Regions from separate parts of the Homo sapiens genome. Here region 1 is linked to region 2. A link is an interaction called in ENCODE POLR2A ChIA-PET data of the cell type or tissue named here. Cell type or tissue: MCF 10A. All regions are shown on one strand. Each heading gives the region's core, and the rest is flanking DNA. Links, peaks and the distances in the headings are about the cores only.

The links. Peaks named below come from ENCODE experiments on the same cell type or tissue, not always from the same donor. Only the 100,000 strongest peaks of a DNase experiment are listed, where the experiment ranks them.
Region 1: POLR2A ChIA-PET joins it to region 2 with 5 read pairs; 8 of 35 experiments call an interaction of 5 or more read pairs at or near these places.

The regions. Positions count from the first base shown.
Region 1 is chr11:47,533,523-47,548,718 of GRCh38, forward strand. The region is part of intron 1 of CELF1 (CUGBP Elav-like family member 1); the gene reads right to left. Among named protein-coding and RNA genes, the nearest start is that of CELF1, 12 kb to the right of the region's middle. RefSeq lists an enhancer at 8,645-9,144. In MCF 10A, for the core only: no CTCF peak of the experiment used is centred there; a DNase peak (open chromatin) is centred at 6,769.
Region 2 is chr11:47,458,631-47,473,826 of GRCh38, forward strand. It overlaps CELF1 (CUGBP Elav-like family member 1), which reads right to left. Exons shown (of 15, transcript NM_001376376.1): 14 at 14,458-14,601; 15 at 7,307-13,727. The coding sequence ends at 13,600. Among named protein-coding and RNA genes, the nearest start is that of RAPSN, 17 kb to the left of the region's middle. In MCF 10A, for the core only: no CTCF peak of the experiment used is centred there; no DNase peak of the experiment used is centred there.

The sequences.
Region 1 (15,196 bases), core at 3,752-11,751, 75 kb after region 2:
GAGGCAGGAGAACTGCTTAAACTCCGGAAGGCGGAAGTGGCAGTGAGCTGAGATCGCACCACCGCACTCCAGCCTGGGCTACAGAGCGAGACTCCATTTCAAAAAATAAATAAATACATACATACATACATACATAAATTAGCTGAGCATGGTGGCGGGCACTTGCAATCCCAGCTACTTGGGAGGCTAAGGCAGAAGCATCACTTGAACCTAAGAGGCAGGGGTTACAGTGAGCTGAGATTGCTCAAGTGCACTCCAGCCTGGGCAATAGAGCGAGACTCTCCCCCAAAAAAAAAAAAAAAAAAAAAAGGAATATTTATAACTATTTTAGTGACACTCTGTTGCACAATAGTTAAATATATTCAACTCTTAGTTTTTCCCCTCCCTCTTCATAAAAGCAGCTACATCAATATAAACTCAACTGAAGTTTCTATGACCTATGTATGCTGCTATTTCTTTCCAGACCACAACATAAGTTATATTTAGCATTTTTTCTTTCCTTTTTTTTTTTTTTTTTTTTTTGGACATAGAGTTTCACTCTTGTTGCCCAGGCTGAAGTACAGTGACACAATCTCTGCTCACTGCAACCTCCGCCTCCTTAGTTCAAACTACTCTCCTGCCTCAGCCTCCGAAGTAGCTGAGATTACAGGCGCCTGCCACCATGCCCGGCTAATATTTTGTATTTCTAGTAGAGATGGGGTTTCACCACATTGGCCAGGCTGGTCTCGAACTCCTGACCTCAGGTGATCCACCCGCCTTGGCCTCCCAAAGTGCTGGGATTACAGGCATGAGCCACGGCGCCTGGCCATATTTAGTATTTTTTCTATCAAGATTTCAATGTTTTCCAAAGTTCAAGAAATCTCAGCTTCTCTACACAATTATGTTAGAAATATATCAGACACAAAATTATAAAAATAAAGCTGGCCGGGCGCCATGGCTCATGCCTGTAATCCCAGCACTCTGGGAGGCCAAGGCAGACAGATCACAAGGTAAGGAGACCGAGACCATCCTGGCTAACATGGTGAAACCCTGTCTCTACTAAAAACATACAAAAAATTAGCCGGGCGTGGTGGTGGGCAACTGTAGTCCCAGCTACTCGGGAGGCTGAGGCAGGAGAATGGTGTGAACCCAGGAGGTGGAGCTTGCAGTATGCAGAGATCGCACCACTGCACTCCAGCCTAGGCGACAGAGCGAGACTCCATCTCAAAAATAAATAAAATAAAATAAAATAAGCCAAGAGAAGTATAAGTTCAATCTCCAAGTATGCCTCCAAAACTGTAGTGTGTAGATAAATGTGATGTTAAATTACGTTTAGGGAGATGAACTGCCACTCCCAGCTAAATGTGTGTTGTCACTCAGTTCCCTGGAGACCCATTCTGTTAGAAGATATCTTAAGAAAACAGATCATTTACAAGTCTGATCTGTGGATCTGTTTTTTTCAGAAGTGGAACAGTCAGAATTAGAAAAAAAAAAATTTTTTTCCCTAAGTTGGAAGCTTTCTGGAAAAGGGTTAAGTCTTTCCATAGATCTAGCTTAGCCCCAGAGCAAACTTATACCAGACAAATGAACATTAACAAAAACAGCACTTGATTTCACAGTAATAATCTAGAACTTCAGCTACCCTACGCCTGATCCATAATAGTTTGAGCCAGAAAAGTACCTGGCACAAATTTCAAGAGTATCCCTCACACTAATAACTACTGAAACCTAAATATAAATTCCATTTAAATGTGTTGAAAACCAAACTCAGAACCAATTCATACAACAAATTCACAAACCAAAAGAAAAAAAAAATGGTTCTATGGAGATAAGATATACCATTAACTACCGTAGGCAATAGTTATTAAGATACTCCACAAACATATTATGTCTTGGGCTGGGCGAGATGGCTCACACCTGTAATCCCAGCACTTTGGGAGGCCGAGGCAGGCGGATCAGTTGAGTTCAGGAGTTCGAGACCAGCCTGACCAACATGGAGAAACTCCGTCTCTACTAAAAATAGAAAATTAGCCGGGCATGGTGGGGCATGCCTGTAATCCCAGCTACTCAGGAGGCTGAGGCAGGAGAATCGCTTGAACCCGGGGAGGTGGAGGTTGCAGTGAGCCAAGGTTGCACCACTGCACTCCAGCCTGGGCAACAAGAGCGAAACCCCATCTCAAAAAAAAAAAAAAAATAAATCATGTCTTGTTTTGCTATATTTACTCACCTAAGCTTTCCTGTAGCATGCCCACAAGTTTTTTTGTTTTTGTTTTTTTCTTGAGATAGGGTCTTGCTCTGTCGCCCAGGCTGAAGTGCAGTGGTGCAATCTCGGCTCACTGCAATCTCCACCTCCTGGGTTCAAGCGAGCCTCCTGCCTCAGCCTCCCAAGTAGCTGGGATTACAGGCGTGTGCCACCGTGCCCAGCTAATTTTTTCTGTTTTTAGTACAGACAGGGTTTCACTGTGTTAGCCAGGATGGTCTTGATCTCCTGACCTTGTGATCCGCCCGCCTCAGCCTCCCAAGGTGCTGGGATTATAGGCATGAGCCACTGCACCCAGCCCAAGAGTTTGTTTTTAAATAGTTTCTGGCCAGCATGGTGGCTCAAGCCTGCAATCCCAGCACTTTGGGAGGCTGAGGCAGGTGAATCACTTGAGGCCAAGAGTTTGAGACCAGCCTAGCCAACATGGCAAAATCTCATCTCTACTAAAAATAGAAAAATTAGCTGGGCATGGTGCCAACGGCCTGTAGTAGCTCTTCTGGAGACTGAGGCACGAGAATTACTTGAACCCGGGAGGCGGAGGTTGCAGTGAGCCAACATTGCACCACTGTACTCCATCGTGGGCGACAAGGCGAGATTGTCATAAATAAATAGATAGATAGATAGACAGACTGATAGATAGTTTCCCAATGCTATCTATAACCCAAATTAGCTCAGTAAAGAGGTTTGCAAAGCTTTTTAAAAAACTGCATTTGTAGGCCGGGTGTGGTGGCTCATGCCTGTAATCTCAGCACTTTGGGAGGCCAAGGTGAGCAGATTACCTGAGGTCAGGTGGAGTTGGAGGTCAGCCTAGCCAACATGGCGAAAACCCGTCACTACTAAAAAAAATACAAAAATTACCTGGGCGTGGTGGTGCACACCTGTAATCCCAGCTACTCAGAAGGCTGAGGCAGTTACTTGAACCTGGGAAGCGGGGGCTGCAGAGCTGAGAACACACCACTGCACTCCAGCCTGCGTGACAGAGTGAGACTCCATTTCAAAAAATAATAATAAAAAATAAAAATTGCACTTGTAAATGTATGCAGAGACTATTAAACAGAAATAGCACGCAATAAAAACAATGAATATATAATAAACATAATGTCTTTCCATAATTATTTCCCATCAGCTTGAAAGGGGAAGTAGGAAGGACAAGTCCACAGTATAGTTTTGGCACATGAGTTTAATATCAAACAGCCTAGAAACAAAAAGGAGAAAACAGGACATGACAGGAGGCAAACTCTTGGATGCTTTATTCATTTTTACTAGTGGTTTACTATTTCCTTGATTTTATTTGGAAAAGCATGTCTTGGCCCAGAAAGGCAAGAGTGCAGACTGCCAGCAATATCAGATTATCCTTTTCTTATTCTTTGGAGCTACTGAAAACTGAGCCAAAATCAGAGTTGTCTAGGAGCCTTCTGACTGTTCAGGCAATAAAAATTACGAAGTTTCAAGATCAGAGCTCCACAAGGTTTTTACCATACAAATTTTTTTTTTTTTTTTTTTTGGGACAGAGTCTCACTCTGTCGCCCAGGCTAGAGTGCAGTGGCGCCATCTTGGCTCACTGCAGCCTCCACCTCCTGGATTCAAGCAATTCTCCTGCCTCAGCCTCCTGAGTAGCTGAGACTATAGGCACACACCACCACATTCAACAAATTTCTGTTATTTTTAGTAGAGACGGGGTTTCACCATGTTGTCCAGGATGGTCTCGATCTCCTGACCTCGTGATCCACCCGACTCAGTCTCCCAATGTGCTGGGATTACAGGCGTGAGCCACCACACCAGGCCTACAGTACAAACCTTAACCATAATGTCTTTTGATGGAAAGCTGCTTACATTTTTTTTCCAGATAACTCCTTGGAGCTTTTAAAGTACTCCATCTTCAGAAGACAATGACTTAAATTCACAGAATTAAAATGTTAAGTCTTTTTCCTATTACTAATCCTTAATACTGAACTGTTCCAAAACATAAAATTAAAGTGCCATTTGACTAGACATGGAGTAGTCAACAAATAATTACCAGATATCTACTTTATGCAAGGCCCCAGTACTTATGTAACACTATAGACTGTAAAATTTCCTCTATGCACAGCACTGGGTTTAGTACGATACACACAACACATAAAGGCATAATCATTTTGTTTTCTTTTTTTTCTTTTCTTTTTTTTTTTTTAAAGAAAGGTGTTTCACTTTTTCACCCAGGCTGGCTGGAGTACATTGGCACAATGATAGCTTTCTGTAACCTCCTGGGCTCAAGGAGTTGAGTCCTGCCTCAGCCTCCCAAATAGCTAGGACTACAGGTGTGCACCACCATGCCTGGCTAAATAATTTTATTTGTAGAGACAGAGTCCCTGTATTTGCCCAAGCTGGTCTCAAACTCCTGGCCTCAAGCAATCCTCTTGCCTCAGCCTCCTAAAGTGCTGGTAATGCAGGCATGAGCTACCATGCCTGGCCCATAATATTGTTTAGATATATTTGCAATCATCATTTGATCTCTGATATCAAATAATATCTTCTAGCTTTTTCTATCCTACATTATCTATATATGGAAGACAGAATCTTGATGTTGGCTGTGTACCAGGTTGTATATAAATCTCCATTTTGGCTGGGCGTGGTGGCTCACGCCTCTAATCCCAGCACTTTGGGAGGCCCAGGCGGGCAGATCACGAGGTCAGTAGATCAAGACCATCCTGGCCAACACGGTGAAACCCCGTCTCTACTAAAAATACAAAAAATTAGCCAGGCATGGTGGTGGGCACCTGTACTCCCAGCTACTCGGGAGGCTGAGGCAGGAGAATGGCGTGAACCCGGGAGACAGAGCTTGCAGTGAGCCGAGATCGCGCCACTGCACTCCAGCCTGGGCAAAAGAGCAAGACTCCGTCTCAAAAAAAAAAAAAAAAAAAATCTCCATTTCAAAACTAGCTTGTCTCTTTTTAATTCCTGCTCATTAGTATTACAGGGAATGTTTACATTTCTCTGGAATAAAGTCTTTCAACCTAACAAACCAAAATATCACAGGAAAAAAACAAAATCACGTTAGAAGCGCTAAACTGTCTTTCTCAGAGCTTCCCCCTCTCCCTTATTAACATTTCTCAAAGAGAAAAACACCACTGTGATGCTCCTCTCACAGATCATTCATGAAGTTACTGAGCTGGGACCAGAGAGACTCCATCAACTGGGCACACAGCCATTCACCATTACCCTTTGTTTAAAGTCTCAACAGCCATTCAACCCACATTATTGTGTTCCACTCAAGCCCATCAACATTTTTTTAAGAGGAAACAATCAGGAAACTAAAACAAACGCCACTTAACTAGAAATGAAGAAAAGACTGAATCCATATGCCTCACAAACAAAAATTCTCTAAAACTGATGGCTCACTTTAAGTTTCCTATCTGAAATAGCAGTATTATTTTTAACAGGCTCATATTCCTAAAAAAATTAAAAACAAATAATTATAAAAAACTTGTTAAAAAAATAAACTCATAATCTTGATCTGGCAAAGCATTCTAAACACCAAATGCAAATATATATACTGAAGGAGTCAAGACCTCCAGCGGCCTTTTGCCTGGGGCTAAGGAGGGTATGGGGGAAAAAGCACTCTTCCCAACAGCTGGGTGTGGTGGCTCAAGCCTGTAATCCCGGCACTTTGGGAGGCCGATGCGGACAGAACACCTGAGGTCGGGAGTTCGAGACCAGTCACGGCTAACATGGTGAAACCCTGTTTCTACTAAAAATACAAAAAATCAGCCAGGCATGAATGGTGGCACACACCTGTAATCCCAGCTACTCTTCCAAAGAGCCATGATCCCTGACAAGATGATTCTAAATTTCAAATTTTACAAGTGCTGTGCAGAGCTCTGTACTAAGTCTAACTCAAAGTTATTTCGGCTGAAAATAACAGAAAGCTTACATAAAAACTAGAGTTAACTGAAAGGGTACTAGACCACTCCAAGAACTCCAAACAGGCCCACACCTGGAAAGTCTTTAGGCATCCAGATTTTTGCTCTGCATGTGGATGGCTGCCCTCTCTCCAGAGCTGCATTTCTCATCTATGCTTCTTTCCAGATGAAATCTACTTACTTCTCCCTCCCTACGGAATGACCTTCACTGCTTCCACCTGTACGAGCCTGAACTTGGCTGCATACCAGCATCTGATTTTATGTCCTGAGTTCTCTGAATGTAGGTGACTATTTGTATCTTAAAGACTTGAATCTCAGTTCTAATCTCAAATTCCTAGGACAAAGTGATTTGCCCAGCTTGGGCCAGGTGTCCACCTCTGGTGCAATAAGATATTACAAGAGGGGCTAAATCACAAGGTATAATTAGAGTAGGGACTATATGCCTGAACCACTCCCCTAAAGTATATGCAATACACTAAGCAGTAAGGCAGTTTCCATCCTCAAAAAGCTTAAAATCTTGCTGAAATAATAAAATACTAAATCAGGTACAGGAATGAATGGACAGGAAAAGCCTCATGAAAAAGATTAGCTGTGCACTAAATGACAAATACTGAATCATGAGCATGGAGGGGCTGAAGAGCATTCCTAAACACGAAATGTGATGTCTGCTCCTCTTGCTCTAGCCATCTAGGAAATACAGACCTAAGGGATAAATAATCTTTTACCACATAAACAGCTTCCAGTAAAATATCCTTGTTGAAAGCCTGCTATAAAATGACTTTGAACACAAAGCAGTGCTGCTTCATCATGCAGTAATCACCCACTAGCTGACAAATGTCAAACAGTTATGCATTTTCAAGCTGTCATCACCACCCTGACTTCCTTTCACTCCTCGGCCCCCACGAGACTCTTGCTCAGAGAGCACTCAAAATCAGGCAAGCAGGCTGGGCGCGGTGGCTCACGCCTGTAATCCCAGCACTTTGGGGAGGCCGAGGTGGGTGGATCACGAGGTCAGGAGTTCAAGACCACCCTGGCCAAGATGGTGAAACCCCGTCTCTACTAAAAATACAAAAATTACCCGGGCATGGTGGTGGGCACCTGTAATCACAGCTACTTGGGAGGCTGAGGCAGGGAGAATGGCTTGAAACCAGGAGGTGGAGGCTGCAGTGAGCCGAGATCGCGCCACTGGACTCCAGCCTGGGCGACAGAGAGAGACTCCATCTCAAACAACAACAACAACAACAACAAAACAAAAAACAGGCAAGCAGCCAGTAAATGGCACAGGTGTTTCTCACTGAGAATATCCCACCCGATCTAGCATGGTAAGTTAGCAGCAGCAACACCCAGACAGAATTCATCCAGGAAAGAAACACTAGCTGAGCTATGTGACTGCAGTGTGAGGGAAAGCGGCTGGAGCTGAAAAGTAGAATGTTTCCCATACACAAAAGCTAGAAGTACAAAGCAACTGGAAAAAGCGTACAGCAAATTATCTGTACAAAACAGAAATTAACAAAAACTTAACAGATGTCCAAATAATACTGGGTTAAAAAAGACAATCTACTCACAGTAGACTATTAGTCACCTCACATTATCACCAATATCATACATATTCACACAGTCTGCAAGAGCTTACTCAATCTCACAGGAAACAAAAAGGTAAAAGAACAAGGAGAAAGTGGTGACAGTTTCTAACTTAATGATTATTTTGCTAAAGAGTAGCAATGTTACTATGAAAATGGAAACTACTTGGCCAGGTGTGGAGGCTCACACTTGTAATCCCAGCACTTTGGGAGGCCAAGGCGGGTGGATCTCCTGAGGTCAGGAGTTTGAGACCAGCCTGGCCAACATGGTGAAACCCCGTCTCTACTTAAAACACAAAATTAGCTGGGTGTGGTGGCGCATGCCTATAATCCCAGCAACTTGGGAGGCTGAGGCAGGAGAATCGCTTGAACCCAGGAGGCAGAGGTTGCAGCGAGCCAAGATCTCACCACTGTACTCCAGAGCCTGGTGACAGGGCGAGACTGTCAAAGAAAGAAAGAAAGAAAGAAAGAAAGAAAGAAAGAAAGAACGAAAGAAAGAACGAAAGAAAGAAAGAACGAAAGAAAGAACGAAAGAAAGAACGAAAGAAAGAACGAAAGAAAGAAAGAAAGAAAGAAAGAAAGAAAGAAAGAAAGAAAATGGAAACTACTGACCCTTCGAAATTAAAAGTATAACAGTACAAAATTACACAGCCCAGGAATCAAAAAACTTCATTTTGCATAATCCCCAAACTAAAGACATTCCCCCCCAAAACACAGTTTTAATGGAGTTATAACTTAGAAAGAAAGTAAAATTATTCAACTCCATTTTGTCAAAGCTGAATGTAGCTATAAAAAGAAGACCTGGAGGTCATAAAGTTAGTGGAGAGTTCTTTCTAAAGCCGTACTGGGCTGGGCGCGGTGGCGTGCGTCTGTAATTTCAGCACTTCGGGAGGCCGAGGCAGGTGGATCACCTGAGGTCAGGAGTTCGAGACCAGCCTAGCCAACATGGTGAAACCCCATCTCTACTAAAAATACAAAAATTAGCCAGGCATGCTGGCAGGTGCCTATAATCCCAGCTACTCGAGGTTGAGGCAGAAGAATCGCTTCAACCCGGGAGGCGAAGGCTGCAGTGAGCTGAGATCGCACCACTGCACTCCACCCTGGGCAACAAGAGTGAAACTCTGTCTCAAATAAATAAAGCCGTATCTGCACCCATGAACATATCTAAAAGTGGCACATCAAATTTGATTAAGTGAGATCCATTAGGTATCAATGCAATCACTAAAAAAACCTCATCATTCTTGATACTTTCTCCATTTTTTTTTTTTTTTTTTTTTGAGACAGGGTCTCCCTGTTGCCCAGGCTGGAGTGTAGTGGCGTGATCTCAGTTCACTGCAACCTTCACCTCCTGGGTTCAAGCCATTCTTGTGCCTCAGCCACTTGAGGAGCTGGGATTACAGACACGCACCACCACATCTGGCTAAGTCTTGTATTTTCAGTAGAGACAGTGTTTCACCATGTTGGCCAGGCTGGTCTCAAACTTCTGGCCTCACGTGATCCGCGTGTCTTGGCCTCCCAAAGTGCTGGGATTAAAGGCGTGAGCCACCGTGCTCAGCTTTACAACATATCAACAGGGCTGGACTGTGCTCATCTTTAGAAAATATCAACAGGGCTGGGTGCGGCAGCTCACACCTGTAATCCCAACACTTTGGGAGGCCAAGGCAGGAGGATCACTTGAGGACAGGTGTTCAAGACTAGGAGAGATCCCGTCTCTACAAATACTACAAAAATTAGCCAGGTGTAGCAGTGTGCACCTGTAGTCCCAGCTACTCGGAAAGCTGAGGCTGGAGGATCGCTTGAGCCCAAGAGTTCCAGGCTATAATTGCACCACTGCACTCAAGTCTGGGCAACAAAGAGAGATCCTGTCTCTAATGGAAAAGAAGGCCAGCATGGTAGCTCATGCCTGTAATCCCAGCACTTTGGGAGGCCGAGGCAGGAGGATTGCTAGAGACCAGGGGGTCAAGACCAGCCTGGGAAACATAGTGGGACCCCATCTCTACAAAAAATAAAATTAGCCAAGCGTGGTGTTGCGCACCTATAGTCCCGGCTACTTGGGAGGCTGAGGTGGGGAAGAATCACTTGAGGCCTGGGAGGTTGAGGCTACAGTGAGCCACGATAACGCCACTGCACTCCAGCCTGAGTGACACAATGAGACCTTGTCTCGGAAAACAACAGCCCAAAAAAGCCCCAAACTTTACAAATCTGGAACTTAATGAAGTGTAAAATAAACAAATATGTACTCATGGCCTCCACAGCACAGCAGAGGTTAAAAAATAACTATAGAATTCTATAAAGAAACCTCTACTTTAAGAAGATTCTAAGCCAATTCTATGACAAGACCAAAGTTATTTTACAAAGGTCTCATCAAGGAAACTGTCTTCAAGGCAGTCATGATGTTGCCCTCCTGTAATCAATCCCAACTACTCAGGAGGCTGAGACAGGAGGACTGCTTGAGCTCAAGAGTTTGCACCAGTTTGGGCTACATAGCGGACCCGTGGACCCCTGTCCCCACCCCGTCTCTAAAAAAAAAAGAAAGCTGTTTTCGGCAAATAAGGACTCTTGATACAATATAGTTTACAAAGCAAATAGCTAAAACTGATTAAGTCTTAAATCTGCATTACAACTCTAAATATTAGAGCCCTCCTCCCCGCCTCAACTTGTCACTTGAAACTACGAAGAGACCCAAGTGTCCCCTATTACAAATCCAAAATATTCATTTATAATTTTCAGTTTTCTTTGAACACAGAAGCCTCCTAACAGTAGACTCTCAAAGTAGAAATAGTGAATATGAAATCTAGGAAACCATATTACCCAAGTATTCCACAAGGAACAACGTCCTGTTTAGCACAGCATTTCAGACACACAAATCTTATCCCTTAAGCCACAACAGACACAAGAAAATGCAAAACAAAATGCACTCATAAAAGGGAACAAAAGGAACACTGACATAGTAGCTACTGCTCATCTATGTATGGCACTCCTAGGCAGTTCACCTGTGTTATTTATTTCATTTGGCTGAAATGCATTACTGACCCAAGAGACTAGTGGTATGCCCATTTTACACATGGAAAAAGAAACAGCATTATCAATACTGTATCAGGCACTGTTCAGTGCCTAGCATAAGTTACCTCAATTAATCCTCACATTACTATTCTGAGTTGGTATCTCCACTTTAAAGACAGGAAAACAGGGCCAGAAATGTTAACTGGTGGTACCCCAAATCCACTGTCCCAAGCTGTCACAGCTATCCTTACCAGGCTGTGTTTATAAAGCCCATTCAAGTCACATCATTCTTTCAAACCATTTCAAGGATTCCACAATCAAAAAATCAACTCTCAATTACAGAAAGACTTAATTCTCCAGATTTTCATCAAAATTTTCTTATTTCTATTTTATTTGCCTTTTGACCATTTCAGTGTACTGTAATTCTAGTATACGTGTTCTGGTAACTATAGGATTATATTAATAGCAATCAACTTTGGGAGGCTGAGGCGGGCAGTTCACCTGAGGTCAGGAGTTTGAGACCAGCCTGACCAACATGGAGAAACCCCATCTCTACTAAAAATACAAAATTAGCCAGGTATGGTGGCACATGCCTATAATCCCAGCTACTCGGAAGGCTGAGGAAGGAAAATCACTTGAGCCCAGGAGGTGGAGGTTGCAGTGAGCTGAGATGGTGCCACTGCACTCCAGCCTGGGTAACAACAGTGACACTCACTCTCAAAAAAATAAAAATAAAAAAATCAAGAATCAAAGAATAGGCCAGACATGGTGGCTCATGCCTGTAATCACAACACTTTGGGAGGCCCAGACAGGCGGATAACTTGAGATCAGGAGTTCAAGATCAGCCTGGCCAAGCCTGGCCAACATGGCGAAACCCCATCTCTAATAAAAATACAAAAATTAAGACCGGGTGGAGTGGTTCATGCCTGTAATCCCAGCACTTTGGGAAGCCGAGGTGGGCGGATCACCTGAGGTCGGGAATTCGAGACCAGCCTGACCAACATGAAGAAACCCCATCTCTACTAAAAATACAAAAATTAGCCGGGCATGGTGGCGGGCACCTATAATCCCAGCTGCTTGAGAGGCTGAGGCACGAGAATTGCTTGAACCCCTCCCAGCAGAGGTTGCAGTGAGCCGAGATTGAACCACTGTACGCTAGCCTGGGCGACAGAGCGGGACTCTGTCTCAAAAGAACAAATAAATACTGACCTTCATTCAGAACCATAAAGTCTCCAATACTCATTATTAAGAGGTTAATAACAAGAGTTATTAAGAGGTTATTAAGAGGTTAATAAGGAACATATTGTTAATAACAAGGAGCATTAAGAGGTTAATAACAAGGAGTGAATCTGAAGTCTTACAGCATAAAGTTTGCCTAGCTGCCAGAGACCTTATTTCTATTTCTTCTTTTTTTAGTAGAAAAGTTTTACAAAATTTGTAGGAAAATACAATAATTTTTGTATTTTTTGTAGAGATGAGGTCTAGCTATGTTGCCCAGGCTGGTCTCAAGCTCCTGAGCTCAAGCAATCTGCCCGCCTCAGTCTTCCAAAGTGCTGGGATTACAGGCATGCACCACCATGCCCAGCCCCTCTCTCTCATATGTATACGTGTGTGTGTGTGTGTCTGCGTGTGTGTGTGTGTGTGTGTGTGTGTGTGTGTGTGTATATATATATTTTTTTTTTTTTGAGATGGAGTCTCCCACTCTCACCCAGGCTGGAGTGCAGTGGTGCCATCTCAGCTCACTGCAAGCTCCGCCTCCCGGGTTCACGCCATTCTCCTGCCTCAGCCTCCCAAGTAGCTGCGACTACAGGTGCCTGCCACCATGCCCAGCTAATTTTTTGTATTTTTAGTAGAGACGGGGTTTCACCGTGTTAGCCAGGATGGTCTCGATCTCCTGACCTTGTGATCTGCCTGCCTCGGCCTCCCTACATCTTTTTAAGGGAGAAAAATAGGAGAAAGGCCTTTCATGCAATTGACAGATACTCTCAGTATCTTTTTTTTTTTTTTTTTGGGCGGGGGCCGGGGGCGGGGGCGGGGGAGGGAATGGAGTTTTGCTCTTGTAGCCCAGGCTGGAGTGCAGTGGCTTGATCTTGGCTCACTGCAACCTCTGTCTCCCTAGTTCAAGCGATTCTCCTGCCTCAGCCTCCTAAGTAGCTGGGATTACAGGCATGCGCCACCACACCTGGCTAATTGTGTATTTTTGGCAGAGACGGGGTTTCTCAGATGATCCGCCCACCCTGGCCTCCCAAAGTGCTGGGATTACAGGTATGAGCCACCACGCCGGGCCAACTTTCTTCACACTAGAACAAACTGAGAGACCTATGAGTATCTTTGAAATGTTCATACCTGAAAGTATTATTCTAACTAGGCCATTAATGACAGATTTACAAATTTATCTGTGCACAACATAAGATACCTAGAAATTGGTCCACCTAAGAAAGCCATTCATATATTATAGGTATAAAGCAAAGGCAGGAACTTGTCAATTCTTATCCTCTTCATGTGATACTTTTTCAGCACACATTTTTTGAAAACGCTGTGCCAGGCACAGTGGCTCACACCTGTAATTGCAGAACTTTGGGAGGCTGAGGTGGGTGAATCACCTGAGGTCAGGAGTTCAAGACCAGCTTGACCAACCTGGAGAAACCTCCGTCTCTACTAAAAATACAAAAAATTAGCTGGGGGTCATGGCATATGCCTGTAATCCCAGCTATTTGGGAGGCTGAGGCAGGAGAATCACTTGAACCCGGGAGGCAGAGGTTGTGGTGAGCCAAGATCATGCCATTACTTTAGTCTGGGCAACAAAAGCGAAACTCCACCTCAAAAAAAAAAAAAAAAAAAAAAAAAAAAGAAAGAAAGAAAATGCTGTATATTCAAAGATAGGAAAATCTGACTAGATTAGAAATTTAAAATGCTATAAACAGTGATTTGGATTATCGTTATAGACCACTTTATACATGCTGACATATTTGTATTTTCAAGAAGTTTGAATATGTCAGTGGACGTCTCTCTGTGATTGGCAATCCATATGAAGAGCATGAATTGTAATCAATTGAACCTTTATAGAACTCCAAGAGAGGAGAAGATAGCAAAATAAAGGAGACATTCCTGACCTCAAGAAGTAAAGGAACACAGCCATAAAAGGAAATTAGGGCTGGGCACGGTGGTTCATGCCCGTAATCCCAGCACTTTGGGAGGCCGAGGCGGGCAGATCACCTGAGGTCAGGAGTTTGAGACCAGCCTGGCCAAAATGGTGAAACCCCATCTCTACTAAAAATACAAAATTAGCCAGGCTAGGTGGCTCATGCCTGTAGTCCCAGCTACTCAGGAGGCTGAGGCAGCTTGAACCCGGGAGGCGGAGGTTACAGTGAGCCGAGATCGCGCCACTGCACTCCAGTCTAGGCGACAAGAGCGAAACTCCATCTCAAAAAAAAAAAAAAGAAAAAAAAAAGGAAATTAGGTCCTGATACATGCTACAAAATGATGCAGGGACCCTGAAAACAACACGCTAAGTGAAATAAGCCAGACACAAAAAGCCAAGTATTACATGATTCCAGTTACATGAAATATCTAGAATAAGAAAATTCACAGAAACAAAGATAGATTAGAGGCTACCAGAGGCTGGGGGGAGGGGAAAATTGAGAGTTATTGCTTAATGGTTACAGAGGTTCTGTATGCGGTGATGAAAACATTTTGGAAAGATCACAGTGATGATTGCACAACACCTCAATGTAACTAATGTCACTGAATTATACACTTAAAAATGGTTAAAACGGGCCGGGCACGGTGGCTCAAGCCTGTAATCCCAACACTTTGGGAGGCTGAGGCAGGTGGATCACGAGGTCTGGAGTTCAAGACCAGCCTGGCCAAGATGGTGAAACCCCGTCTCTACTAAAAATACAAAAATTAGCCAGGCACAGTGGCAGGAACCTGTAATCCCAGCTACTCGGGAGGCTGAGGTAGGAGAATCGCTTGAACCAGGGCGACAGAGATTGCAGTGAGCCAAGATCGAGTCACTGCACTCTAGGCTGGGTGACAGAGTGAGACTCCGTCTCAAAAAAAAAGGTTAAAACAACCTAAATGTAAGACCTAAAACTATAAAACTCCTAGAAGAAAATATAGAGGAAAAACTTCATGATATTGGATTTGACAATGATTTCATGGATATGACACCAAGTGCGCAGGCAACAAAACCAGAAATAAACAAATGGGACTATATCGAACATGAAATATTTTGTGTATCAAAGCATACAATCGACAAAGTGAAAGACAAATTACAGAATGGGAGAAAATATCTGCAAATCATCTATCTAATAAGGGGTTAATATCCAGAAAATAGAGGCTGGGTGCGGTGGCTCACATCTGTAATCCCAGTACTTTGGGAGGTCGAGGCGGGCGGATCACCTGAGGTTGGGAGTTCGAGACCAGCCTGGCCAACATGGTGAAACTCCCTCTCTACTAAAAATACAAAAATT
Region 2 (15,196 bases), core at 3,572-11,571:
GGCTCAAGCAATCCCCCTGCCTTCGCCTCCCCATGTGCTGGGATTACAGGCATGAGCCACCACACCCGGCCCCTTTGGCTAGTTTTTGAGACAATCTCTCATCTTCCCAACTGTACGGGGCAGGTGCTTTTGTTTCCATTTAACAGATGAACAATCTGGGGCTGAGAATCAAGTAATTTGTCCAAGGTCACAGGGGTGCTGATGGTAGACTTGGTATTACCGGATTAGGGAATCCTTAAAACAAAGATTTCCCCAACATACTCTAAGCCTTTTGAAGAACCACCTAAATGTTTTGCATTTAATAAAAAAAAATTAAGGCCAGGCGTGGTGGCTCACGAGGTCAGGAGTTCGAGACCAGTCTGACCAACATGGTGAAACCCCATCTCTACTAAAAATACAAAAATTTGCCAGGCGTGGTGGCACGCGCCTGTAATCCCAGCTACTCAGGAGGCTGAGGCAGGAGAATTGGTTGAACCTGGGAGGCGGAGGTTGCAGTGAGCTGATACCATACTGCTGTACTCCAGCCTGGGCAACAAGAGTGACACTCCATCTCAAAAAAAAAAAAAAAATTCAAACCCTCACCTGATTTTGTAAACAAGTCATTGCTGTCAGGTGTTTCGGGCTCCAGGCACATCCCATTCTAGGGAAGGGCAGGTTAGTGGCACTCTCAGGGCTGAATGGCCACAGGTAGGCTCCCCTCACCTGGGTCCTTCCCTGACCGCCAAGGGGGAACCTCTAACAGCACAGGGCCCTGCTACTGAAACAGGTGCTGGCACCAACTTCAAGTGGCAGGGCCCCTGGTGAGCGGACTCAGAAGTTGTATTAGAATTCCTGTAAAGTCGCTCTGAGGGACTTGGCGGTCATTTGTGTTGGATGGTGACAGAAATGTCTACTGAATACTTACCCGCCAGTGTGTGTGGAATGGTGAGGCCTCCAGTGAGAAATGAAGTATGGCTCCTGTCTTCATGAAGCTCTGTCCCAGAGGTGGAATTTAAACCAGGGCACCCCAGGGTCCACCTTAGTGACCCCTCAAAGGAATATGTTCTACAGGACTACGGGGTCAGGTTGGCCTGCATGAAAACACAACTGTCCTACTTATTAGCCACATGAACAGAAGAACTGCAGCTTCTCTGTGCCTCAGTCTATCTTCCTATGCTACCAGTTGCTGGGAGGACGAATGCAGTGGCTGTGGCTGATTAATAAATGGTGGCTTTGTTTTCTTAAAAGCAGAATAGGTCGGGCGTGGTAGCTCACGCCTGTAATCCCAGCACTTTGGGAGGCTGAGGTGGGCGGATCACCTGAGGTCAGGAGTTCGAGACCAGCCTGGCCAACATGGTAAAACCCCGTCTCTACTAAAAATAGAAAAATTAGTCAGGTGTGATGCCAGGTGCCTGTAGTCCCAGCTACTCGGGAGGCTGAGGCGGGAGAACTGCTTGAACCCAGAGGGCAGAGGCTGCAGTGAGCCGAGATCCTGCCACTGCACTCCAGCCTGGGCAACAGTGAGACTCCATCTCAAAAACAAACAAGCAAACAAACAAAAACAGCAAACTGTCTAGAACAGTCCTGCCACTGCCTGTGATGATGGAAATGTTTTGTATCGGCACTGTCCAATAGGATAGCCACCAGTCACTTGAAATGTGGCTAGTGAAACCGAGGTACTACATTTTTGTTATTTTAAGAGGGAGTTTCGCTCTTGTTGCCCAGGCTGGAGTGCAATGGCATGATCTCAGCTTACCACAACCTTCACTTCCCGGGTTCAAGCAATTCTCCTGCCTCAGCCTCCCGAGTGGCTGAGATTACAGGCATGCACCACCACGCGGGGCTAATTTTGTATCTTTAGTAGAGACGGGGTTTCTCCATGTCGGTCAGGCTGGTCTCAAACTCCCAACCTCAAGTGATCCGCCTGCCTCGTCCTCCCAAAGCGCTGGGATTACAGGCATGGAGAGGTAAGGTGAGCCACTGGCTGGGCCCATATTTAGTTATTTAAACAAAAAAAGCTACAGTGCCTAGTGGGTAACTGTATTGGACAACTGTGAGTCTAGAAGCCTTCCAGATTCAGGCTGAGGCAGATAATATCGGCAACCAGAAAGAGGAGCTGGGAGAGCTGCAGAAACAAGGCTGGATTGGGAGCAGACAAGCTCAGAAGGATGAGGGATGGCAGGAGCAGGTGCCACAAGGCAGTGGGTGCTGCCACTAGCTTTCAAGTAGGAGGAAGAAAGGAGAAAATACCTCAGGATGTTGACTAAGTGAAGGCCAGACACAAAAGGCCACATATCCCATGACTGTATTTTAATGAAATGTCCAGAACCAGTAAAGATACAGACAGAGGTATATTTGTGGTTACTAGGAAATGGGAAAGGGAGTGAGGGAGAGGATGGGGAGTGACTGCTAAATGAGTACAGGGTTCTGAAAATGTTCTAAAATTAGGCTGCATTCATGGTTGCACAACTCTGAAACTCAGTGAATGGTATGCTTTAAGTGGATGAGTTGTGTTGTGTGTGAATTATATCTCAATAAACCTGTTTATTATTTTTTTCTTGAGACAGGGTCTCGGTCTCACTTTGTTCCCTGGGCTGGGACAGTGGCACAATCTCTGCTCACTGCAACCTCCGCCTCCTGGGTTCAAGCAATTCTTGTGCCTCAGCCTCCTGAGTAGCTGGGATTACAGCCATGCGCCACCATGCCTGGTTTATTTTTAGTAGAGAAGGGGTTTCGCTATATTGGCCAGGCTGGTCTTGAACTCCTGGCCTCAAGTGGTCCACCGACCTTGGTCTTTCAAGGTGCTGGAATTACAGGCATGAGCCACCACGTCATGCAATAAAGCCGTTTAAATACAACCCAAATCTCAAGAGGACTCAGATTAGTAAGACCCATCCCCACTAATGGAAAAACCTTGGGTAGAGCAGGCCAAGACCTGGGCCTGGAAAGTGTCGGGGACTGCGGGAAAGCCCTTCCTGGTTGTGTGAGTTCAATTTCCCATCCCAAGGCTGCCTTCAATTTATTTTTGAGATGGGAGTCTCACTCTGTCGCCCAGACTGAAATGCAGCGGAATGATCTTGGCTCACTGCAACCTCCGCCCGCCGGGTTCGAGATTCTCCTGCCGCAGCCTCCCGAGTGGCTGGGATTACAGGTGCCCGCCACTATGCCCAGCTAATTTTTGTATTTTTGGTAGAGACAGGGTTTCACCATGCTAGCACTGCTGGTCTTCAACTCCTGAACTCAACTGATCTGCCTGCCTTGCCCTCCCTAAGTGTTGGGATTACAGGAGTGAGCCACCGCGCCCGACCTGCCTTGAATTTTTAAAAAACAAAAGCCTTCCCTATAGCTGGAGCCTTCAACCAGTACAGAGAAAGTCAATGCATGCAAAAGCAATTAAACACCAGATGGTGGGGGTTGGAAAGGACTCCTGAGAAGGAAGGAAAATGCTTGAAGGCACAAGGTGCAAGGCAAGTCCAGCTCCGATCTCTCCTGAAGGGAAATATTATCAAACATTAGTCTGACATTCCCTGAGGTGCAGGCACAACCTGGTGTTTAATTTCCAGCCTGGTGGCTTTTTCCTCATCAGGGACCGAGCTGCTCAGGTGAGCATAGTATGTGAGCATTAGGGAAGCTGTGTGCTGACCGAGAAAGTCAGTGCGGAGGTGCCTCTGCCAGCCAGATGAACAGGAATGTGGCAAAAAGTAGGTGTTGAGCAAGCTACAGAAGGATGAAGAGGTTTTCAAAGAATACAAAACATTGGCCGGGCGAGGTGGCTCATGTCTGTAATCCCAGCACTTTGGGAGGCCAAGGTGGGTGATCAACTTGAGGCCAGGAGTTTGAGACCAGCCTGGCTAACATGGTGAAACCCTGTCTCTACTAAAAATACAAAAAATTAGTCGAATGTGGTGGCACATGCCTGAAGCTGAGGCAAGGGAGTTGCTTGAGCCTGGGAGGTGGAGGCTGCAGTGAGCAGACTGTGCCACTGCATTCCAGACTGGGTGACAGAGCAAGACTCTGTCTCAAAACAAAAACAAAAACAAAACAAAATCCAACAAAACACTTAATTAAGATACAGCTTTATTGGCCAGGCACGGTGGCTCATGCCTGTAATCCCAGCACTTTGGGAGGCCAAGGCAGGTCAATCACCTGAGGTTGGGAGTTCGAGACCAGACTGATCAACATGGTGAAACCCCATCTCTACTAAAAATACAAAAATTAGCTGGGCATGGTGGTGCGTGCCTGTGGTCCCAGCTACTAGGGAGGCTGAGGCAGGACAATCGCTTGAACCTGAGAGGCAGAGGTTGCAGTGAGCTGAAATCGCACCATTGCACTCCAGAGTGGACAACAAGAGATAAACTGCGTCTCAAAAAAAGATACAGCTTTATTATAATAAATATGCAAAAGCCTAAACTTTTTTAAAAGGCTGAAATAGTACTTGACATATTTCCTTTTTTGGGTCAATTTTATTTATTATTTATTTTGAGATGGAGTCTTGCTCTGTCGCCCAGGCTGGAGTGCAGTGGCGCGATCTCGGCTCACTGCCAGCTCAGGCTCACGCCATTCTCCTGCCTCAGCCTCTGGAGTAGCTGGGACTACAGGCGCCCGCCACCATGCCCAGAGAATTTTTTGTATTTTTAATGGAAACGGGGTTTCACCGTGTTAGCCAGGATGGTCTTGATCTCCTGACCTCGTGATCTGCCTGCCTCGGCCTCCCAAAGTGCTGGGATTACAGGCGTGAGCCACCGTGCCCGGCCTTGGGTCAATTTTAAAGAGAAGCAACAGCCTTTAAGCATTATTTCAATTAAAAGATGCTCAAGTTATACTTAATATTCTATTTTTAGATAAAAGGCCCAGGAAGAGAGTCTGAGGGGGAAGCCTCTGATTCTCTACCCTTGCCCTCCACTACACCAATTTCCCCAAGTGTGAAATGCAGAACTCACTAAGAAGGCACTCCATGGACACTTTATATTAGTAGTTATATGTGTGTGTGTGTGTATTTTTGGAGACAGGGTCTCACTCTGCCACCTATGCTGGAGTGCAGTGGCATGATCACAGCTCACTGCAGCCTGGACCTCCTGGGCTCAAGCAATCTTTCCACCTTTGCTTCTGGAGTAGCTGGGACCCCAGGTGTGTGCCACCATGCCTGATTTTATTTTTTGTTGAGATGGGGTCTCACTCTGTTGCCCAGCCTGGTCTCAATTGATCCTCCCACTTGGCCTCCCAAAGTGTTGGGATTACAGGCGGAGCCACCGAGCCCTGCTAATGTGTATTTTATAATGTAATGATTACAGCATCAAACTTGTAATTTCACAAATATCAGTGGGTCAGAATGAAAAAAGTACATTTCAAGTTGATTTACAAAATTAGGTGGTAATGGGGCTGTGCATGGTGGCTCATGCCTGTAATCCCAGCACTTTGGGAGGCCAAGGCAGGCAGACTGCTTGAGTCCAGAAGTTCAAGACTAGCCTGGGCAACATGGCGACACCTGTCTCTACAAAAAATACAAAAATTAGCTAGGCATGATGGCATGTGCCTGTAAGTCCCAGCTATTCGAAGGCTGAGGTGGGAGGATCACATGAGCCTGGGGAGGCTGAGGCTGTTGTGAGCAATGACTGCACCACTGTATGCCAGCGTCGTTGACAGTGAGACCCTGTCTCAAAAACAAAAAATCAGGTGATGATGATTGCACAAGCATTGTGAATGTGTTTAATGGTAGTAAATTATAAAATTATAGGGAGTATATATTCAGGGCAACTTGAATCTATACTCCAAAGTAAAACAAAATTCTTAAAAATTATACTTAAAAGTGTTTAAAATGGCAAATTTGATTTTGTCACAATAAAAACAAACGACACTGGGTAAACAATGGTTGAGCTGGTCTCAGATCTAGTGACGTGAGAGTATGGAGAGGAGTGCTCTTTAGAAGTTGCCCGTCCCCCACAGGCAGCAGCGCCCTGCAGGAGCCCGCTGACCAACCAGTTACAAGTGAACCTCTCAAACACCAAAATGGCTGCTTTAAGGAGGGCGCAGCTGCAATGAGTCACCTCCCAGGGGAGCCACAAAAGCCATAGGTCCTCTAAGCTCCTCTCACTGGGGCCTAGAGGACAGAGAGCAATCAATCTGTGATGAGACACAGGTTAATTAAAGCACATTTATTGGCTTTTGAATTCTTTCTATTCAGTAGTGGTTAGGAGAAAGGGCTCAGGAGTTGGGCAATGTGGTTTGATTCCCAGTGCACACCACTTTCTAGCAGGCAACCCAATTTCTTTTAACCTGTTTGCTCATCTGTAAAACGAGGATGGGAAAACTAGCTACCTCCTAGGGATGCTATGAAGCCTGGAACATGTAGTGGGTATCATGTGTATCCTGCAGCGCCTGATGGTGGTAAACAATCAACATTAGCTAGGATAATTATTTGCATATAAGTTCTGATTTTTAAACATTTTTAATGAATAAAAATGGGGACGTGAACAAAGGAACACCCAAATGCAGAACTTGGTAGACAAAATCTAAAACCCCCAAGCTGCCACTTGTTTTTGAGAACAAGTGGACAGCAAAAGGGATCCCCAGTCTGGGAGACGCTTGGCTAAATCAAGTCTGAGGCTTCTTTACTGCCTAATTTCAGAGAGAACATTCTTTATTGCAGGGACAACATTCACAAACTTATTTGTGTTAAGAATCCTTATTTCATAGAACATATCATGGTCTAGTACTCAATGCAACCCTCACTGAGAAATGCTACCCAAGACCCACTCCACATAGAGGGACATGTAGGAGAAGGCTGAGGCCTGGTCCATCCAGCACTATTGAGTAGTCCACAGAGCCTTAGAAGCATGCCATTCAGGGGCCTTGTACTGAGGTCAGAGTGAGGGAAGTAGAAGCTTAAGAACTTTGGGCCAGAGCTTTAAAGGTCTGGAGGGAGGAAGACTGCCGGGGCTCTGGGATTTGGTGCTGGCCAGCAGAGTCCTAGGGAGCAGGGACTCTGCGCACTAGGGAAGAGATGTGCACTGGCAGGTCTGGACCAGCTCTGTTTTGTGGCAGCCAAGGAGAACAGGAGATGCTCAAAAATTAGGGTGGGCAAAAAAGTTTTAAGGTGTTTCCGCATAAGTAGAAATCCTGGAGAATACAAAAAGATGGGGAAGGCAGTTTTCTGGGGAGAAATTATGTTTTCCTTCCGGAGCTTTTGGGGGGTTCAGCTGCACATCTTCAGGTACATAAAAATGAAGCCTTATAGGGCACCCACACCCCCTCTTCAGGAACATGGCAACCCCACCTGCTCCAAGGACACATCACCCTCCCCAACAATCAGTAACTCTGAAGACATCAGTTCTTCTCAAACAGTTTAATAGCAAATAAACAAAGGAAGGTACCACACTTGGCAGATACAAAATGACTTTTTGTCCATGTGTCTGTGCAATTAAAACAGATTTAGGTTCCCCATTGGGACAAAAGGAAAAACACACAAAAAAAGGAAGGAGATTCCTTTGAAACACATACTCCCTTGCTCCAAACTTATAACAATTTTTTTTTCTTTTTAAATTCACTACACAAACTCTGTGATTAGGTAAGAAAAGCGACGAGGGCTCTCCTTGCCTTTTTTTAAACCATTAAAGTAAAATCCATAATTTTCTACAGAGTACAACACAAGTTCACACAAAAAAGACATTTTCTTTTGCAAATCAAAACAGGAAAGAAAGGAAAAGCTCAAACAAGATAAAGGAAAAGCATTTCTACGGCTGAATCACGACTGAGTTGATTGAATCCCGTTGTTGCTGCAGAACAGACTGTGCGTTTGGTCATAGTGGCAATTTTTTTTTCTCTTCACATTGTGAAATCACTTTACATTGTTTTCTAGTAGAAAAGGCAAAAAACTGTACAAAACCCCTAGTGTTAAATACAACGTTTGTACCAATAAAAAACTCACACAGGTTTGTCTCCAAAATGTAAAGTTTCTTTTTTTTTTTCTTTTTAAATTATTCACAAAAAGCAGCTGGAAATCAGAAAGGCAGCTGCCGCTCCAGGGTCTCAAATCCATTAAAACCACCACAGAACAATTAAAACAATCAGAGAGAGAAAAGGAAAAGGAAACAACGTCCAACATTTGGCATTTGGTTTTATCCACAGGTTTTCCCAGAGCTCCTCTTGGAATTGAAAGCAAAATATATTGGCAAACACTGCTTCTCAATACACAGGAAGGGGAGCCTCAGTGCCTCCTGCCAACAGAGGCGGCTCTGTGCAGTCAGACTGTGGGGTGCACAGCAGTCTCTCAGGCTGGGGTTTCTGGCCTCTTTCCATCCAATCACCCCTTCCAGGAAATTCAGCAGCCTACCAGACACTGGGCCTCTGCCTGGCTGCCCTTTCCCCCAGGCAGAGCGGCCTTGGGCATAATACCAGGCAACCTGCCAGCCCCAGAGCAGAAACCCTGCTGGGATCCCTTCCTTCATCAACCTTGGTGTGGAGGATGCTCAATAGCGCTTCCACCTCCCCCTCCCCAGCCCCTAGCTACATCTCTCCACCCTTCCCTGGACAGTCCTACTTCCCAGCTCACCCACCCACCAGCAGCTTAAGTCTGGGTGGGATCTATCATCAGCTCCTCCCCCTGTAACCTCTTCCCTCCACAGATCCACCCTGTGCTCCTCTCCTCACCTCTCCCCCTCCACTCACATTCTTACTCAAGTCTCCAAGACCCTGAGGCTGGATGGTGCCACAAGAGAGGAGGGTCAGTTTCCCTCAGGGAACCAAAAAACTGGCTTGCTTGGCACCCAGGGACAGTAGCTGTTTGGCTCTCCACCCAATTAAAAAAACAAATCCCTGCCCTTTCCCCCACCCCACTAGCTAAGCAAGAGCAGAGCTGTGATGAAGAGCCAGTGCCGGGTGGCTGGTGCCCAGGGCTGTAAACAGTGTGAAGACTGTAGTATTGTGCTTGTCACCTAGGAAAAGCGCCAGCAGGTGAATTGCCGCTTGGTGTGCAGATGGCCTCCTACGGGTGATTGGGAGCGCCCTCCTTCCTCCAGGTGCTCACTGCCCCTAATGTGCTAAATAAGCCTCTTACCCACCTGCTGCCACCTTCTAGGCTCTACCTCTGCTTCTCGTGTCTCTCCAGGCCCCCTTCCCACCCTCTCTGAGCAAAGCAGCCAGCCTCCCGGAAGCCCCGGTAAGACCTGGAGGCCACACGAAGTGACAGTCTAAGTGCACAGGCAAACGCTCTAAGGGCAATAGAGGAGAAAGTTGCCACTTCAAAATTAAACAATACAATCTTGAAAAAAATAATCAACCCTACAACAATTTAAAACAGCTTCTTTGAAACCCTTTTAAATCGATCAGTTTTTGCACAAACTATAGAAAACAGAGAGGTGAAGGTGATATATACGAAGGTGTGAAGAAACAGCAGGAAACATGCAAAACTTTTTTCTGGGCATAATCTTAGTAGGAAAGGAAAAAATTCAAAACAAAAACACAAAAACAATACAAAAACAAAAACAACAACAAAAAAATCAAAGCATCACATTTTGCTGTGGAGACTGTTGGAACAAGCATGGGGCTGAGGGGAAGGGGCAGGCGGGATATCCAGGACTCCCCAGAGTCGCTCCAGGGAAGAACCACAAAAGAAAAAGAAAAAGAAAAAGGGCTGGCTGGGGCCCAAAGTGCAGCCTGCGGTCAAAAAGGAAAGGGGGTTCAGGTGCTCTCCGCAGTTGAGAACTCAGAAGAAAAACAAAAGAAAGAACAATACATGCGGTCTCCTCAAGCCCCACAGACTGTATCAGCAAAATGTGCTCAGGAGCCTCAGAGGTTTTAGTGACATCTTTTATTTCATTGTTTACTTCAAAGTTGTCTTTAAAACTAAGCACACAGAGAAACAAAGCCTAGAAACGGACTGGCTGTGTGTTCACAGAAATACAAACACCACGCGGTATGTGCTAGTAGGGCTGCTCTGAAGACAATTACAAAGAATTGGAATCACAAAATCAAGTGGTTATCTTATGAAGTTCTAGAAAAATAGATTTTTTTTATATTCAAATGCAAGTTTAAATATTTCCCCTTCAGCAGTCGTTCTAGCAAAACCAATTTGGCAGCACAAAAGGAAAAAAAAAGGAAAGAAAAAAAGAAAAAAAAACGAAGAAAGAAACAAACATAATAAAAATACACATCAGCATCAAAGGTCAACACAAGGTCAAAGGTGAGAGTTCAAGCATCAGAGAAGCTGAAGAGACAGGGATTTGGACGATGTACTTGACGCCACATCGACATGCTTTAGGCACAACGATGAACAAACGGCAGGAATCTAGAAAAAAAAACAAACCAGAAAGAGGGAGACCCACTGAGTTACACAGAGCAATACATCCAAACAAAGAGAGAGAGAACAGGAACACTCACTGTGTGTACAGCCCTGAAATGAGGTGGGCGGGCAGGGGTTGGGTAATGACAGGGAACTTTTGCACATGCTAACAATGGACACAGGGAAAAGTCAAAAAGGACATGGAGGACACCAAGAACACATCTAATTGCCAGAGACAGAAGGGAACCTAAGGCTTGGATTTTCCATGAAGCACCCAACTCCTAAGAGAAGGTCTCCAGGGGAGCAGAGCCTCAGCCTCTCTCCCCACTCCCTGGTCACAACCCAAGGGGAAGCAGAAGATGCTGGCTGGGGTGGGGAAAATTTTTCAGGGAAGAGGACCAGAATTTCTGCTCAATCTTATGGGGATGGCCCTTTGTTCCCAGAAATCCAAGCTCTTAGCTTCCATCCAGGCCCTGGCCACTCAAGGGGAACCCAGGAGACAGTGGTCTGGCTGCATTCAAGGCAAATCAATTTCATGATGTAACCCAAGTAAGAAACAAAACTACAGCAGAAAACACATTGTAAGTGAAACCTTCACACAACAGAAAAGGATTGCTTAAGACTTGACAGCGAGTCTCCACTCTGAGCTGAGCCCTTTCACACGTGAGACTTGTAGGGGAGCAGCTTCTTCACAAAACCATCTTTGGCCTGGGGAAAGAACTGTGCTCAAGGGCAGTGCTACTGCTGTGCTAACTCACTGGGCAGGGGGAGGAGAGAACAGAGAAGTGCATGGTCTCACCAGCTGGCTGCTCAAGCAGCCCAGGACCCTGCTGGGGCGAGCATTCCTTTTAGAAAAGAAAACCCATCAGCAGGTATGAAGCCCTCAGGGTCTGGTATCAAAGGTGGGTGGATTGCACCTTGGCCTCTTATGTCATTAGGAAAGGGGTTTCATAAGGTCCCAGAGCCCAGGACAAATCCATGGACAAATAATGGTGAGATGGGGGAAGGCGGAGAGAAGAAGGGGATGTGGGAAGGGAGTGGCGTTCTGGCTAAGGAGGAAGACAGAACAGAAGGCTAGGGAGCACAGCACCGGCAGCACCCTATGGAGCACAGCTCTCTCCTCTGCCAATTCACAGCATTAACACCTTCCCCTTGGGCAGGTTAGCTGGGCTGCAAACGGGCCACAGAAAGTCAGTAGTTTCAATCATACACAGCACCCTGTGTGTATAACAATCACATTCTGGATTCTACAAAATCCTGGCCTTTTCCAGAGATATAATTTAGGTAATAAATATTCTCCACCCCGGAGCTGTATAAAACTTCTATAAAAATAGAAACGACATTCTTGGTTCCAGCCGGTTGGGATTCAGAACAGCGCCTCCCCAACCTAGCATTTTTTTCTTTTTTTTTTTTGTTTTCTTTTTTCTTTTTTATTTTTATTTTTTGCATTTATTTAAAAAATCCCATCATGACCCTGGAAGCCTTTAGAACAGTTTTATCCTTTGAAACACAGGACACATTTCTCCCAGTGCGCAGAATTTCAAGTTTACGTGGTTCAGCTTAAGAAGTGTATGTTTCACGTTCCTTAGAGGACAACAGACCCAAGTTATCACTATGAGAAAGGAACAGCTGTCCCAGCTTCAATGGGATAATCCAACACCACCAGCTACCTGTACAACAGTAAGATGGTCAATCCCTGTCTGTTACCCACAGGGACAGCATGACAAGGAGAGAGCCCCCATCTGACTTAATAGCAAACCAACCCCTTTATTCTTATCTCTGCTGCTAGGGGTCAAGACTGGTATTTGTTGAGGTTTCAGATTCCAGAGACCCAGGGATCCCATCCCTGGCTGTGGCTACAGTCACATCTTAACAGGGCCACCTCTGCCCAGGTGTACATTCCCAACAGCATGTCCTTCCTGGTTCTCTACCCCCACAGCACTTCTTAGAGCAGAGGCAGAGCCCAGAAGCTGTGTGGGTCACAGGCAAGAGCTGAAGTAAGACCTGCAAGAGGCGGCAGGGAGCTAACTGTAGCACGAGGACAAAAATGAACACGGTAATACTGAGGTAAATGAACACTCAATTCATGTGGAGGCTGTAAACGTCCTGATGTCACCTCTGCCTCAAGAGCAGAAAATGTGACTGGAGTGGTTACAGGAGGGGCCTGCCAGACCCCTGTGGGAATACTACATCTGGGACACCTCAATCAAGGAGGCAAGGGAGAATTTCTGGCCACTGGCAAATGAAGCATACTGGCTTGCAGGGACCTTCTGATTCAAGTACACCAAGAAATAAGCTCCTCCTCCCCCAACTAGATGGTATTGATCACTCTGCCCACAAATGGTACCCCCTTCAGCAAGAACTGCAAGCCCTTCTTGGATTTGCCTTCATGAGAAAATGGTGGCTTGGGATGGAGGTGACATTCCTTGCTGTGGTGAACTGCAAAGAAGGAAACCAGGCAATGTATTCCATAGAGGCCTTTAAAGAGACCCGTTGGAAATGGGCCATGGTCTAATTTGGTGTTGAAATAAACTAACCTCTTTGGCTGTTTCTCCCAAACTGCCACCAGCCAGGCAAGGCCAATCCAATACTGACTGCTGGCTGGGGGAGCTCGTAATGGGTGATGCCGCCCTGCTTTTTGCATATGTCAGGCTAACAGGTGCTTTATTTCCAGAGAATTGTTAATGCCCTTTTTTGAAAAGAGCAGCAGAAATTCCGGACAAGAATCTGAAAAATAGGTGTCAAAAACTATTTCCCAGAAGGTAGCTGTACAGGAGTTTGAGTCTCCAGCTGCCAGGGCATTAGGTGTCTAGTCACTCCACTCTTCCCCAAAGCCGCTCTGCTCCCCACAGCTCCCAGGTGTCAGTTCTCATTCTACCCACCCTCACACTAAGAGAGGTTCTGGGGGTCACTTTTTTGTTCCACTCAGTCCTCTCTCTTGGGGTGGTTTGGGGCAAATCCTGATCATCGTCTGTGTTAAATGTTTCCCTGTCCCCCTTCCCCAGGGTGGTTTGGTGTTGGTCCTTCTCAACACACACTGGTTACAAACACAGCAAACTTTAAATAAAGGAGAAACAAAAACAAAAACAAAAAAAACCTCAGGATATGGCACCTAAACTCCAAAGTAAAACACTGGAAACCAAAGCACAAACTTGTCCTCTGTACGAAGCGAAACTCCCACAGAAGGCAGTAGCCGAGTCTTCAGGGCAAGCTGTGCCTGCGAGAGTGGCAGGGATCAGGGTCCAGGGCTGTCAACACACAGCCTCAGGGCTTCGAATCATTAAGGGTGCTCCTCCCCCACTTACCAGAAGACCCTCTCACTCCAGTCTCAGAGGGGAGCACGCTCAGTAGGGCTTGCTGTCATTCTTCGAACGTTTGAGCTGCACTTTAAGCCGCTTCATGCCAATCTGAAAGCCGTTCATGGACTGGATGGCAGCTTGGGCCGAAACAGGATTGTCGTAACTTACAAAACCTGTGTGTCCAAGCAGAAACCTAGGTGAGGGACATAATGAGGCAAGGAGATTCTCAGTCCTCCTTATGCAAGATACCTTATGTGCTTCATCTCAAATCCCAATTTTATTCAGCAGGGACAAGAAATCTGGACATTATGTCATACGAAATAAATTAGGTTCTTAATAGTACCACTTAACAGCTACATGGTAATTTAAAGGTTTTTTTCTTTTTCTTGAGACAGGGTCTTGCTCTGTCACCCAGGGTGGAGTACAGTGGTGTGACCATGGTTCACTGCAACCTTGGCCTCCTGGGCTCAGGTGATCCTCTCACCTCAGCCTCAAGTAGCTGGGAACACAGGTACACGCCACCACGTCTGACTAATTTTTTGTAGCCATGAGGTCTCACTCTGTTGCTCAGGCTGGTCTCGAACTCCTAGGCTCAAGCGATCCTCCTGCCTTGGCCTCCCCAAGTACTGGGACTTACAGGCACAAACCTGGACTGTTTAAAGGTTTTTTTGCAAACCATTTTCCATATATTATTTTTCTCTCTGGAGCAACAGTGTGGGTAGAAATCCTTACCTCCACTACAGCAATGAGAAACTGGGGCTCAAAAAGAGGTCATAATGACCTGCCCATGGCCAAGTTAAAACAACACCACAAACTCATATTCAGATCTTTCTGCAGTGAGCTCCTTCTTTCTCAGTGGTAAAATACTAATCCCATCCTGACACCAGAGAGAAGCCAACATACCAAAACACTTGCTCAGGTTTGTCTGCTTGTCTATGAAAACCTTGGCAGACACGACATTCCCAAAGGGCATAAACATCTGCAGCAGGTCCTGATCACCAAACTCCTGGGGCAGGTGGTAGATGAACAGGTTGGCTCCCTCTGGACCTTCAAAATACCCAGGAATTGGAAAAGTATCAGTGTCAAACATGCTCGTCGCCCTGCACCAGTGATCTTTCATTTCCACCTATGTTAAAACTGTCACAATCCCTAAAAACAGAGATTCATCTGGGGAACTAAACAGATTCTCTAAATACAAAGCAAGGAACCAAAGGCAAACATTAAAACAGATTCCTTCCCTCACATTCAGCCAAGCTCCATCTCATTGAGGATGTGAGAAATTCTACCCGCAGGAGGAGGAGTGTTGGGATAATAAAGCAGGCCGACTTGTGTGTGGAGCAGGAAAACAGAGACTGTAGGCTCAGAGAGGAACACAGAAGAGGAGGTGAAAAGGGGTTATAAACAAAACAGGTTTCCAAATAATGCCTAGAAACCACAGGGACAGCAAACAGATTGGTAGTTGCCAGATGCAGGGAATGACTACAAAGGGGCACGAGGGAATTTCTAGGGGTGATGGAAATGTTCCTAATCTGTGGTGATGGTTGCAGGACTAGGACTGTTTGTCAATACTCATATAGCTGTATGCCAAAATCAGTGAGTTTCATCATATGTAAATGGGAAAATAAGAAATTAGTTTTAAAAA